Linked DNA regions of Homo sapiens: all the other regions are linked to region 2. The links are chromatin contacts, found by Hi-C or POLR2A ChIA-PET in ENCODE. All regions are on one chromosome and are shown on one strand. Each heading gives the region's core, a stretch centred on a gene start or an enhancer-like site at or near the end of the contact. The rest is flanking DNA. Distances are from core to core; before and after follow the strand shown.

Evidence for each region. A loop is a pair of places that touch in the nucleus more often than their neighbours do. ChIA-PET counts read pairs that join two places held with the same protein, here RNA polymerase II (POLR2A). Pooled maps may share reads with other maps.
Region 1: a pooled map shows a loop between it and region 2 (2.3-fold over the local background). The contact joins two enhancer-like sites. A Hi-C loop is called at or near these places in 4 of 168 maps with a recorded cell type or tissue (HepG2, gastrocnemius medialis, heart right ventricle and 1 more) and 5 of 50 pooled maps. POLR2A ChIA-PET finds 5 or more read pairs at or near these places in 6 of 52 experiments (BJ, OCI-LY7, WTC11 and 2 more).
Region 3: a pooled map shows a loop between it and region 2 (5-fold over the local background). The contact joins two enhancer-like sites. A Hi-C loop is called at or near these places in 1 of 168 maps with a recorded cell type or tissue (natural killer cell), 4 of 37 single-sample maps with no recorded cell type and 8 of 50 pooled maps. POLR2A ChIA-PET finds 5 or more read pairs at or near these places in 1 of 52 experiments (naive thymus-derived CD4-positive, alpha-beta T cell).
Region 4: a loop to region 2 is called in a pooled map, with 7 times the contacts of the local background. The contact joins two enhancer-like sites. A Hi-C loop is called at or near these places in 4 of 168 maps with a recorded cell type or tissue (CD4-positive, alpha-beta T cell, CD4-positive, alpha-beta memory T cell, GM12878 and 1 more), 24 of 37 single-sample maps with no recorded cell type and 13 of 50 pooled maps. POLR2A ChIA-PET finds 5 or more read pairs at or near these places in 4 of 52 experiments (CD4-positive, alpha-beta T cell, activated CD4-positive, alpha-beta T cell, activated CD4-positive, alpha-beta memory T cell and 1 more).

What each region holds. Positions count from the first base shown.
Region 1 is chr6:89,320,439-89,323,597 of GRCh38, reverse strand. No RefSeq gene overlaps it. Among named protein-coding and RNA genes, the nearest start is that of GABRR2, 6.7 kb to the right of the region's middle. Within about 2 kb of position 1,802, at least 4 of the 41 ENCODE cell types and tissues checked have a DNase peak (open chromatin) inside an H3K27ac peak, as active enhancers do.
Region 2 is chr6:89,386,686-89,389,518 of GRCh38, reverse strand. It overlaps RRAGD (Ras related GTP binding D), which reads left to right. Exons shown (of 7, transcript NM_021244.5): 2 at 1,929-2,224. Among named protein-coding and RNA genes, the nearest start is that of RRAGD, 24 kb to the left of the region's middle. RefSeq lists an enhancer at 2,077-2,136. Within about 2 kb of position 1,443, at least 3 of the 41 ENCODE cell types and tissues checked have a DNase peak (open chromatin) inside an H3K27ac peak, as active enhancers do.
Region 3 is chr6:89,474,074-89,477,164 of GRCh38, reverse strand. The region is part of intron 1 of ANKRD6 (ankyrin repeat domain 6); the gene reads right to left. Among named protein-coding and RNA genes, the nearest start is that of ANKRD6, 42 kb to the right of the region's middle. Within about 2 kb of position 1,369, at least 2 of the 41 ENCODE cell types and tissues checked have a DNase peak (open chromatin) inside an H3K27ac peak, as active enhancers do.
Region 4 is chr6:89,297,266-89,300,189 of GRCh38, reverse strand. It overlaps GABRR2 (gamma-aminobutyric acid type A receptor subunit rho2), which reads left to right. Exons shown (of 9, transcript NM_002043.5): 2 at 325-431. Among named protein-coding and RNA genes, the nearest start is that of GABRR2, 17 kb to the left of the region's middle. RefSeq lists enhancers at 1,471-1,540, 1,967-2,276, 1,662-2,861. Within about 2 kb of position 1,254, at least 17 of the 41 ENCODE cell types and tissues checked have a DNase peak (open chromatin) inside an H3K27ac peak, as active enhancers do.

The DNA.
Region 1 (3,159 bases), core at 553-3,052, 66 kb after region 2:
AAATGTTATACGCTAACCAGACACCTCATTCTTCATTCAAACCTAGGCTAAATGACATTGGAAATGGAGACTCTTGTGATTGTTACCTCTATGCAACAGAATGTTAAGCAACCCTCTTAGAGTGTAATCAATAGCAGCCAATCAAATCTTACACATGAGCCTTTGTAGAGGAAACGTAATTCTGTTCAACACCACCATTTTGTTTTGTTTTGTTTTGATTTGTATAAACAATCCTCATTTTTTCCCACACTTGGTGCAACTGATCACCATTCTTGGGTGTAGCTCTGCTTCCCTGATGGCCACCCTCATACTTTGCACTTGAATGAACTCTAACTGGATCCTGAGACTTTTCATTATTTTAGGTTGACATTTCTATGCTTTTGTTCTGGCTGCTCCATCCATCCTTTAAGAGTGAAGATTCTCCAAGATTCTGTGCTTGAACTTTGACCTCTTAATATGTCCCTGAAGATTTCATCCTTTCCTATAGCTAAACTACCACCTGCAAAATAAAAATAAAATCATTTTCAGGTCTTAGTCATGAATTCTTTGTCTAGGCCAATGTCTGTAAGAGTTTTTCTCATGTTATCTTCTAGAATTTTTATGGTTACAGGTCTTAGATTTAAGTCTTTGATCCATCTTGAGTTGATTTTTGTATAAGGTGAGAGATGAGGATCCAGTTTCATTCTTCTACATGTCACTTGCCAGTTTTCCCAGCACCATCTATTAAATAGGGTGTCCATTCCCCAATTTATGTTTTTGTTTGCTTTGTCAAAGACCAGTTGGCTGTATGTATGTGACTTTATTTCTATGTTCTCTATTTTGTTTTGTTAGTCTACATGCCTAATTTTATGCCAGTACCATGCTTTTTGGTAACTATAGCCTTGTAGTATAACTTGAAGTCCGGCAATGTGATGCCTCCAGATTTGTTTCTTTTGCTTAGGATTGCTTTGGCTATTTGGGCTCTTTTTTGATTCCATATGAATTTGAGGATAGCTTTTTCTAATTCTGCAAAAAATGATGTTGGTATTTTGATGAGAATTGTATTGAATCTGTAGATTGCTTTGGGCAGTCTGGTCATTTTCACAATATTGATTCTTCCAATCCATGAGCATGGGTTTTGTGTTCCATTTGTGTCATCTATGATTTCTTTCAGCAGTGTTTTGTAGTTCTCCTTGTGGAGATCTTTCACCACCTTGGTTAAGTATATTCCTAGGTATTTTATTTTATTTTATTTTATTTTATTTTCATTTTTGCAGCTGTTGTAAAAGGGATTGAGTTCTTGATTTGATTTTCAGCTTGCTTGTTGTTGGTGTATAAAACTGTATGTTCTCATTTATAAGTGGGAGCTAAACTGTGAGTACCTAAAGGCATACAGGGTGATATAATGGACTTAGAAGAGACCTTGAAAGGGAAGGTTGGGAAGGGGGCTAGGGATAAAAAACTACTCGGGTGACAGGTGCACCAAAATCTCAGAATCTACCACTATAGAATTCATCCATGTAACAAAAAACCACTTGTACCCCCAAAGCTATTGAAATAAAAATAAAAGAAAAATCCTAAGTGCCTGACTGAATGAACCCCTCTTGGCCAAGGTGACCCCAGAAAAACTTTAAAAACTATGTCTCCCAGCCATGGGAAGGTCAGTCATGCCTCACTGAACCCCCTTCCTCACTAACACTCGCCAGACTTTCCTAAGAGTTAAACAGAAACCAAACTTAGAAAGACAAAGAACACAAGACACTCCTTTGCTGACTTTAGCCAATTGCTTAATGCTGCAGGGGAACTTCCCTCCCCTCCTGCAGTTTCCACACGACAACTGACAAGGCATTCCTTCCTGATAAGTGACCACTGACCGCAGAGTGGTTCTGCAGTTCTGTCCATGAAGGCTGCACACAAGGTACTTCTGTGTCTTCCGTTTCACCTTTTGAGGTATAGAGACTAATTTTGCTGCATTTTAACATTGTCTCCACCCTAACATGAAAATGGGACGTATGTGACATACATGTTTGCTTATCACCTGTGATCTCCTCTCATAAATATTCATAGCCCTCATATCCTGACAAATATGCATGCCTAGCCAATCCTCAAGTATAAAACTCCCATAACATGCTCCCTCCCTAGAAGTGCCTGCTTTCTGTCTCAGCCTGAGGCTTTGTTTCCCAGCCTGCAGGTTACAATTCTCTATAAGAAATAAATTTCTCCTTTCCAAACGTATGGGTCTCATGATTTTAAGTTGACATGCCATACGCTAATGCCTCTGTTGGGGGCAGAAAATGATTCAGCATGTTGCGTGCTTTGAAAATTGAAAGGCCTCAGAAATAAGTCTCAAAAGCAAGGTCTCTCTCTGACCTTTCTCCCATATCCCTGTCTGCTCCTCTTTTTAAAAACACTTTTATCTTTGTATATATTTAGAGGGTACACGTGCAGATTTCTTACATGCATATATATTGCTTAGTGGTGACATCTGGGCCTTCAGTGTAACCATCACCCAAATAGTGAACATTGTATCCAATAGATAATTTTTCTGTTTTTTGTTTGTTTTTGAGACAGAGTCTTTCTCTAGTCGCCCAGGCTGGAGTGCAATGGCGCAATATCAGCTCACTGCAACCTCCGCCTCCCGGGCTCAAGGGATTCTCCTGCCTCAGCTTCCCAAGTAGCTGGGACTACAGGCACATGCTACCATGCCTAGCTAATTTTTTGTATTTATATTTGTATTTATTATAGAGATGGCATTTCACCATGTTGGCCAGGCTGGTCTCGAACTCCTGACCTCAGGTGATTCACCCACCTCGGCCTCCCCAAGTGCTGGGATTACAGGCGTGAGCCACCATGCCTGGCCTCAATAGGTAATTTTTCAACCCTCACCCCCGCTTCCACCCTTCCACATTTTGAAGTCTCCAGTATCTATTATTCTACTCGGTATGTCCATGTATACCCATTGTTTAGCTCCCACTTATATAACATGCAGTATTTAACTTTCTGTTTCTAAGTTATTTCACTTAGGATCATGGCCTCCAGTTCTATCCATGTTGCTGCAAAAGATGTTATTTCATTCTTTTTCATGTCTAAGTAGCATCCCATGGCATAAATAGATACCTTATTTTTTTCTATCCAATCCTTTGTTGATGGACACTTAGGTTGATTCTGTATCTTTGGTAT
Region 2 (2,833 bases), core at 194-2,693:
AGTGGCATGATCTCGGCCCACTGCAAGCTCCGCCTCCCAGGTTCATGCCATTCTCCTGCCTCAGCCTCCTGAGTAGCTGGGACTACAGGTGCCCGCCACCACGCCTGGCTAATTTTTTTGTATTTTTAGTAGAGATGGAGTTTCACCGTGTTAGCCAGGGTGGTCTTGATCTGCTGACCTCGTGATCCGCCCGTCTCGGCCTCCCAAAGTGCTGGGATTACAGGTGTGAGCCATGCGCCCGGCCCACCAACTCCTACTTTTATCCAGTAATGCCTAATCCCTCTAGGACCCTTAGCAAAGGATTTTAAGATTGAATTTTTGTTACCAGGAACTGGTGTAGTGCTGGCCTCTAGAACTTTCTGTGAGGATAAGAATGTTCTATGTCAGGGATCCCCAAACCCCGGGCCACAGACCTGTACCAGTCTGTGGCCTGTTAGGAACTGCGCTGCATGGCAGAAGGTGAGCAGTGGGGGAGCAAGCGAAGTTTCGTCTGTATTTACAGCCACTCCCCATTGCTCGCATTACTGCCTGAGCTCTGCCTCCTGTCAGATCAGCAGTGGCATTAGATTCTCATAGGAGTGCAAACCCTGTTGTGAACTGCACATGTGAGGGATTTAGGTTGCACGCTCCTTATGAGAATCCAGTGCCTGATGATCTGTCATTGTCTCCCATCAACCCCACATGGGACTGTCTAGTTGCAGGAAAACAAGCTCAGGGCTCCCATTGATTCTACATTATGGTGACTTGAGAATTATTTCATTATATAGGACAATGCAATAATAATAGAAATAAACTGCCTAATAAATGTAACCAGCTTGAATCATCCTGAAACCACCCCACCATCCCACTGGTCCCTGGAAAAATTGTTTTCCACAAAACTGGTCCCAGGTGCCAAAAAGGTTGGGGACTGCTGTTCTGTGTCTGTGCTGTCCAATACGTTAGCCACTTGCTGGATGTGGCTATTGAGTACTTGCCACGATGAAACTGAGGAACCCCCAAATTTTTATTGTGATAAAATATATATAACATCATAACATTTACAGTTTTAGCCATTTTTGGCGGTGAGGGCCACATAACAATGTGACTGTTATGCGCCCCTCACCACCATCCATCTCCAGAATGTTCTCATATTCCCCCAGCTGAAACTACATACCCATTAAACATAGAACTCCCCATTCGTCTTTTCCCCCAACCCCTGAAAACATTCTGTGTCTATGAATTTGGCTTCTCTAGAAACATCATAGGAGGAGGATTTGAATTTCTAATTTTAATCGATTTTAATTTAAATAGCTGTATTTGGCTAGTAGCTACCTTACTGGATGGGGGCCCTGAGCCAGGGTGGGCCTGAGAGATGTCTGCCTTTCACAAACTTTGCATCTGCTGTGTAACACAATCCAAACCTGCGACATCTAGTCCAAGGCCCATTTTCCAGGCCTTCGTGGCTTGGGAGAGTACTAGCCAGAGGAGGGTGACTAAGAGAGGCATAACTCACGTCAACAAGCATCTCTTTAGTGATGGCTTCTCAGAGAACAATATGGCTCCTGAATGCTCAGACCTGGATTCTTTCCACAGTCTGCTCCAGGAAATAAATCTCTCTTCACGCTCCTGAGTCCCTGCTTGTGATGTGGCATTATATTGGTGTCTGGCCTCCGGGATGGTGTAAGAAGTGGCGAGACTCTATTGTTGAGTGTTTTGCACTTAGCAAAAGCTGTCCCCTTTGCCTGGTGGGAAGTATAGACCAGCGGTTAAGTGTTAAGGTTGTGAAGTCAGCAAGACTTGGGGTTTAAGTGGAGGGACTGTAGTTAGCACTCTTTGGAAGAGTGGCATCATCTGTGAATCATAAATCACATTTGAGGTGGAAGTGAAACTCCTCTAATTAACCTCTGTGAAAGCATCTCACCTTCATTCTCATTTTGTGGTTTCTCCAGTTCTGGACTTCAGTGACCCCTTCAGCACTGAAGTGAAGCCGAGAATCCTGCTCATGGGCCTGAGGAGAAGCGGCAAGTCGTCTATTCAGAAAGTTGTCTTTCACAAAATGTCTCCCAACGAAACTCTGTTCTTGGAGAGCACTAATAAGATATGCCGGGAAGATGTTTCCAACAGCTCCTTTGTCAATTTTCAGATTTGGGACTTCCCAGGACAGATTGACTTTTTTGACCCTACATTTGACTATGAGATGATCTTCCGGGGAACAGGAGCACTGATATTTGTCATTGACTCACAGGTAAAGCTCAGAGTCTCAGGGGTATGATGGCCTGGCCGGTCCCCTCCACCCCACCCCATGTTTTTGGTTTGGTTTTTAAACTCTGGAATAGGCCTTTCTACCAAACAAGTGTTTCTTGGTCAGGGCTCTCAGACTTTGCCAAAGTTAAAAGGCTCCAGCCGTGACCAACAATCAACCCATTGAGCATTAGGGAACAATTGACACTTCAGCAAATCATAGACCTAGGAAACCTCACTGATGGAGGGGCCCATTTAGGCCAAATATGTCATCCCCACTATGGTACCGCTAGTCAACATCTACAAAAGATCACAGGTTCTCTGCAACAAAAACATGTGTATAAATTTACATTTTAAACTGTTTATTATTTCCTATGAAGATAAAGTTCTAGGTGTGAAAATTTTTCTTCTGAAATAAATTATTATAATTATTGCTTAAGATAATATAATTATGTATTTTATAGATGATTATTACATATAAAAAGTAAAATTTGAGATAAATATCCCTCTTTAGAAGATGGATATTTGATATTTTTTCCACTTCATATATCCATGCTTGAATAAGACAATATTTGGCATCAGTTCCATTTTTGTTTTCTGTTTATATAGTTAT
Region 3 (3,091 bases), core at 120-2,619, 88 kb before region 2:
AGACCATCCTGGCTAATACGGTGAAACCCCGTCTCTACTAAAAATGCAAAAAATTAGCCGGGCGTGGTAGGGGGTGCCTGTAGTCCCAGCTACTTGGGAGGCTGAGGCAGGAGAATGGCGTGAACCCGTGAGGCGGAGCTTGCAGGGGGCCAAGATTGTGCCACTGCACTCCAGCCTGGGCGACAGAACGAGACTCCGTCTCAAAAAACAAAACAAAACAAAAACCTTTCATATTTTTTAAAAAAGGAAAAATGATATTTGAAAAGAGTTTAAAACATGTAAAAATGAATGTTGTTCACAAATAGCATGGTTGCAGACTATAAAACAAGAAAATAAAATATTAAGAAAAGACAGGAAGGAAATACATCCTAATGCTCACAGAATTTATTAACAGGAGTTACAGGACAATTTGTATGTGTCATCCTATTTTTTTGTGTCTTCCAAATTTTTCTATAAGCACTGTATTACTTTTATAACCACATCAAACCAATCAACCTTATCACTTAAGAACATGCAGTTTAAGTATCTAGTTTTATATTAAATATTCAATATTAAGAACTGAATTAACAAAGTATGGTATAATAACAAAATACAACATGCAGCTTTTAAATAGCCATGATGAAAGATATGGAGAAACAGGAAACAGCTTATAAGACAGTTTTGTGGAAAAAGTCAAAGATAAAAATACACACATATTGGCTGGGTGCCAGCACTTTGGGAGGTCAAAGTGGGCGGATCACCTGAGGTCAAGAGTTCGAGACCAGCCTGGCCAACATGGCGAAATCCTGTCTCTACTAAAAAAAATACAAAAATTAGCTGGCCATGGTGGTGCACGCCTATAATCCCAGCTACTCGGGAGGCTGAGACAGGAGAATTGCTTGAACCCAGGAGGCGGAGGTTGCAGTGAGCCAGGATCAAGCCACTTCACTCTAGTCTGGACAACAAAGCAAGAATCCGTCTTAAAAAAACAAAACAAAACAAAACAAAAAAACAAAAACACAAAAACATACACATATTAATTATAACTGGTAAAATATATTCACATGTAGATGATAATCTACAAAAGATGAAAATGTATCAAGAGTGGCATTATGCATTATTTTAAAAGATTCTTTAATATTATAACACTTTTCATGTAAAAGTACCTATGAAAATGTTCTTTGCTAAAGATACCTGTAAATTGTTTCACACTGTCTAAAACAGCTTATAGCCATACCAAGAATCCACTACTGTACTAGAAAATGGCAGGCAAACTTGAGGTTTGTCAGGCTTCCCACAAACACTCCCATAATACTTCATTCAACTCATGGTTGGTTTCACTTTCACTGTGGGTGGATGTGCACATGGGTACAACCTTTCTGGAGGACAATCTGGCAGTATTTGTTAAATGTTCACTCTCTTTGAGCATTTCCACATCTGGGAATCTGTCCTATGAAAACAATGCCACACATGTACAAATCCAAAGGTGGTGAGAACAATCACCTCATCTATCTAGGACAGTGGGAGGCTGGGGGCTGTGAGAGGGACAGTTTCATTCAGAAAAGCTATGGAGAGAGATCTAGAATAACTACTAAATTTAAAAACCTATGCAGTTATGATTTGTTGCCCAGTTTTTCTATTTTCTTTGATGTCTTTATTTTTGGCAATCAACCAGAAATAAGGGTGTGCTACAACTCTGCATGTTCCAATCATATTCATGCCAGTACAGATATGCTAACAAACAGAATCAATTGAAATAAGCAGGTTTTAGATTGTTTTCTGTTTACCTCCTAACTTCATAAACAGAATTTAGAATATGGCAACTATTTAATTTGAAAACAGGGATGTGATGAGTCAATTTGAAGACAGTCATGGAATAAGAGTCATACGTGCATGACTCTGATATTTTTGCTTAAGTAAGAAAGGTCCAGATTTTAGGTTTGGGCTCCTTGGGTTTGTTTCTTAAATAAGTTGTATTTTCATGCATCTATTCATGTTTTACATAGAGCGTTTTGGGTGCTGCTTTCTGACAACTTAAAGTGAGACAAATTTCTCATTATATATTGAGCCTCTTTATGGTTGACCCAAAGTCCAAAAATTCTGATCAGGTCAAGAATATAGGTTAAGCTAAACTTGGAAAATAAGTTAAACTTGGAATACAAGAATATAAGTTAAGTTTTACTCTGGCTGTAAAGGAGCCAAAGTAAAAACACAAATAATTTCAAATCAAAGTGAAATCAACACTAGATTTCGCACTGTCTAGAACAGCTTATAACCGTACCAAGAATCCACTACTACACTAGAAAATGAGAGGCAAACTTTAGGTTTGTCAGGCTTCCCACAAACACTCCCATAATACTTCATTCAACTCATGGTTGGTTTCACTTTCACTGTGGGTGGATGTGCACACTGGACTACATCCAGTGCAACACTGTAGTGGGCAGTTTTCAGATTTAAAAAGATGAGAAAGGCTGGGAGCGGTGGCTCACACCTGTAATCCCAGCACTTTGGGAGGCTGAGGCAGGTGGATCACAAGGTCAGGAGATCGAAACCATCCTGGCTAACACAGTGAAACCCCGTCTCTACTAAAACTACAAAAAATTAGCCAGGCGTGGTGGCAGGCGCCTGTAGTCCCAGCTACTCAGGAGGCTGAGGCAGGAGAATGGCATGAACCCAGGAGGTGGAGCTTGCAGTGAGCCGAGATCCCGCCACTGCACTCCAGCCTGGGTGACAGAGTGAGTCTAAAAGTTATTCATGTTAGATATCCTCAGATTGAAATGCCTTTATGACCTCTGTTAATAATTTGTTTAGGGATCACTGTACATTCTGAACATTTTTTCTCTACCTCAAGCTAATGACAGCTACAGAGATGTGGGAAAAAAGATAAAAGAAGTTGGGTGAGCTGTGTAGCATCACACACAGCTCTCTTGTCCATCAACACCCTTCACTGTGAGGTTTTCTGGAAGAATCTATAGGCAGTGTGTTCACACTCTAGGCACAGGCTATCCTGGGAGGGTGTCACTGAACAAGACCCAGTAAGTTTTCAGGTGTTTTGTTTTGTTTTGTTTTGTTTTGTTTTTTTGAGACAGGGTTTCAAAAGGTGAGACAGTCG
Region 4 (2,924 bases), core at 5-2,504, 89 kb after region 2:
CCCTTTTCTTCTTTATTAGTCTAGCTAGCAGCCAATCCAACCATTTTCATCCAATTATAGCCTTTACCAAGGTAGAATGTTGTCCTGCCCAGGAGGGCATCCACTTTCAGAAGGCTCCAGAAGAACCTGGTCCTCAGGTCAGTCTACCTGTGAGGATCTGGCGTGTGTGTGGAGGGTCCTTCAGCCCTCCTTCTCCCCTGGGCCAAGAAGTAGAATGGAGAAAAGGTACCTAACAGGTAGATCTTGCAGGGAGTAATAGCCCAAATCATCTCACTCAATGCATTGAAGAGCCGATGGAAAATAGTTTCTTGCTTGTCTTCACAGTCACTTATATAAGAAGAACCTTGATGTGACCAAGATCCGGAAGGGAAAGCCTCAGCAGCTTCTCAGAGTGGACGAGCACGACTTCAGCATGAGACCCGCCTTCGGAGGTAGGACTGTTCTTCCTTGATGCCAGGTGGGAGGTTGGCCCCAGGGATGTGATGTGCTGCCCTCTCTGGCTCCCTCTGGCACAGCGCTTCCTCAGATGGTGCAATTTTCCCACTCACATAAATCTGACTCCATTTCCTGAGTCCCTAATTTTCCCAAGGAGAAAAGAGCAGGAAGTAGTGGAGAGGGCCGTTGACTAAAGAGGGCCCACCAGTGACTAAGCCATTTACATTCACAAAGGAGACAGGCCCTGCAGCTGCCAACTTTTTTGTCCTACAAATATAAGAGCAGGCAAGGAGAATCAGGACACAAAATAGCTCCTCTGTCATTTTTATAGAGGAAGAGGCCCATGAAGGCAGAGGTGCCCAGGATCCTCAAAAGTCCTAGTGTGGCCCTCCCTCTGCACTATTTTGGCATGTGTGTGTGTCTGGGTGTGAGTGGAATTCTGAACAAGGCATTGCAACTTTGTTGCCATGACTACCTGGGAGTTTGCTGTTTTGATGGAGTCACCTGTTTTCCAGTGCAGCAACAAGAGCTTAACTCATTACAAAGATTTCTTGCACACCTGCCCCCAAAGGTGCTCTGTTAGTCTTGGGGTCAGGGAGGGGAGGCATGGCCAGTGGGTGTCCTTCCCAGGAACTAGAGAAATGCTATGGAGAAGGTGGACAGTGTCTTAGTCAGTTCTGGCTTTCACACAAAACACCATAGATTGGGCAGTTTATAGACAATGGAAACGTATTTCTCATGTTTCCAGGGGCCGGAAGTAAGATCAAGGTGCCAACAGTTTCCATGTGTGCTGAGGGCCCACTTTCTGTTCATAGACGGTGCCTTCTCACTGTAACCTCACATAGTGGGTGGGGCAAGGCAGCTCTCTAGGGCCTCTTTTCTAAGAGCACTAATCCCACTGGTGAGGGCTCCACCCTCAGGATCTCATCACCTTCCAAAGGCCCACTTCCTAGTACCATCCCATTGCGGGTTAGGATTGCAACATACACATTTGTCAGGGACATAAACATTCAGGCCATAGCAGCTGGGAAAGGAATCAGTCATCTGCTCTGACTAGGCAGAGAGTGGGGTAAGAATAGCAGAATGTATGAGATCCCTGGGCCAACTTTCCTCTCCTCTTGGGGAAACTGAGGCACCAAGAATTTCAGTTGATGAACCTTGGCCAAGACAGACCCAGGCGGGCTGGCTTCCCTTTTTCCTTTTTCTCTGCCCTTGATCCTCTAGTAGGTCCTATCATTCTGGGGCAGTAAAAAGGAGTAGCTGTGACCTCCAGGCAGGTCACCAATCCTTTGAGCCTCCATTTGTTTGTTTATAAAATGGGGAGAGTAATCCCCACATATGGGGTTGTTGTCCAGATTAAACAAGATAATGTATGTAAAACCCCTGACAGACATTTGTTCCTGTCCCCTCTGAAAAACCCAGCTGCCAGACCTTCCTCTTGTGTGACTGTTAAGGGATTAAGAAATTAATTTATCCCAGAAGCCTATGCATTTTAAAAGGCCTCAAAGCCTCCCACTAAATTCCCTGAGCTCTGACACCTGCTAAGCAGAAGGAGAAAAGCAGGTGGCAGATTACAGGCCTGTGACTCATCTCCCTTCCAACCGCAACCTGATTGACGCCCACGGAAGGTCAAGAAGAGGCCACCATATTTCTGGTAGCTCTTGGGTTTCCTCGGGGATTCGTCATGGGCAAGCCTGCCAAGGAATTTTACGAAAATAAAGTTATACTAATAAGCAGCTTTAAAATAGCTACATCTGCTCCAGGAAGTCTAAGCAAGGCGTCCCCAAAAGCAAGAAGCTCCACTTTTCTTGCACAGCAACAGTTAAGAGCATAGAGGCGTACAGTGGCTAGGAAACACAATAACCAACAATAACATGCATGACAACTACCACTTTTTTTTTCGAGACGGAGTTTCACTTTGTCACCTAGGCTGGAGTGCAGAGGCGCAATCTCAGCTCACTGCAACCTCTGCCTCTCAGGTTCAAGCGATTCTCCTCCCTCAGCCTCCTGAATAGCTGGGATTGCAGGCATGCACCACCATGCCTAATTCTTTTGTATTTTTAGTAGAGACAGGGTTTCACCATGTTGGCCAGGCTGGTCTTGAACTCCTGACCTCAAGTGATCCACCCACCTCAGCCTCCCAAAGTGCTGGGATTACAGGCGTGTGCCACTGTGCCCAGCCACAACTACCACTTTCATAGGGATTTTTTTTTATGCCAGGCACCATTCTAATCAAGGTACATATATATATGTAATCTTATTTTAATCCTCTCATCAGTTCTACAAAGTAGATACTATTATTGTCCCCAGATGAGGAAACTGAGGCACAGAGAGGTGAAGTAAATGTCCCAGGTCAGCTGAGGTTGGACCCCCCTCCTAGCTGGGTCCCTTTCTTGTCTCCTACTTGCATGTCTTGGCGCAGAGCTGACATATTCATTAGGCGGCATAGGCACACTGCCTGGGGCCCACAACAAAATGTTTTTGCTTTA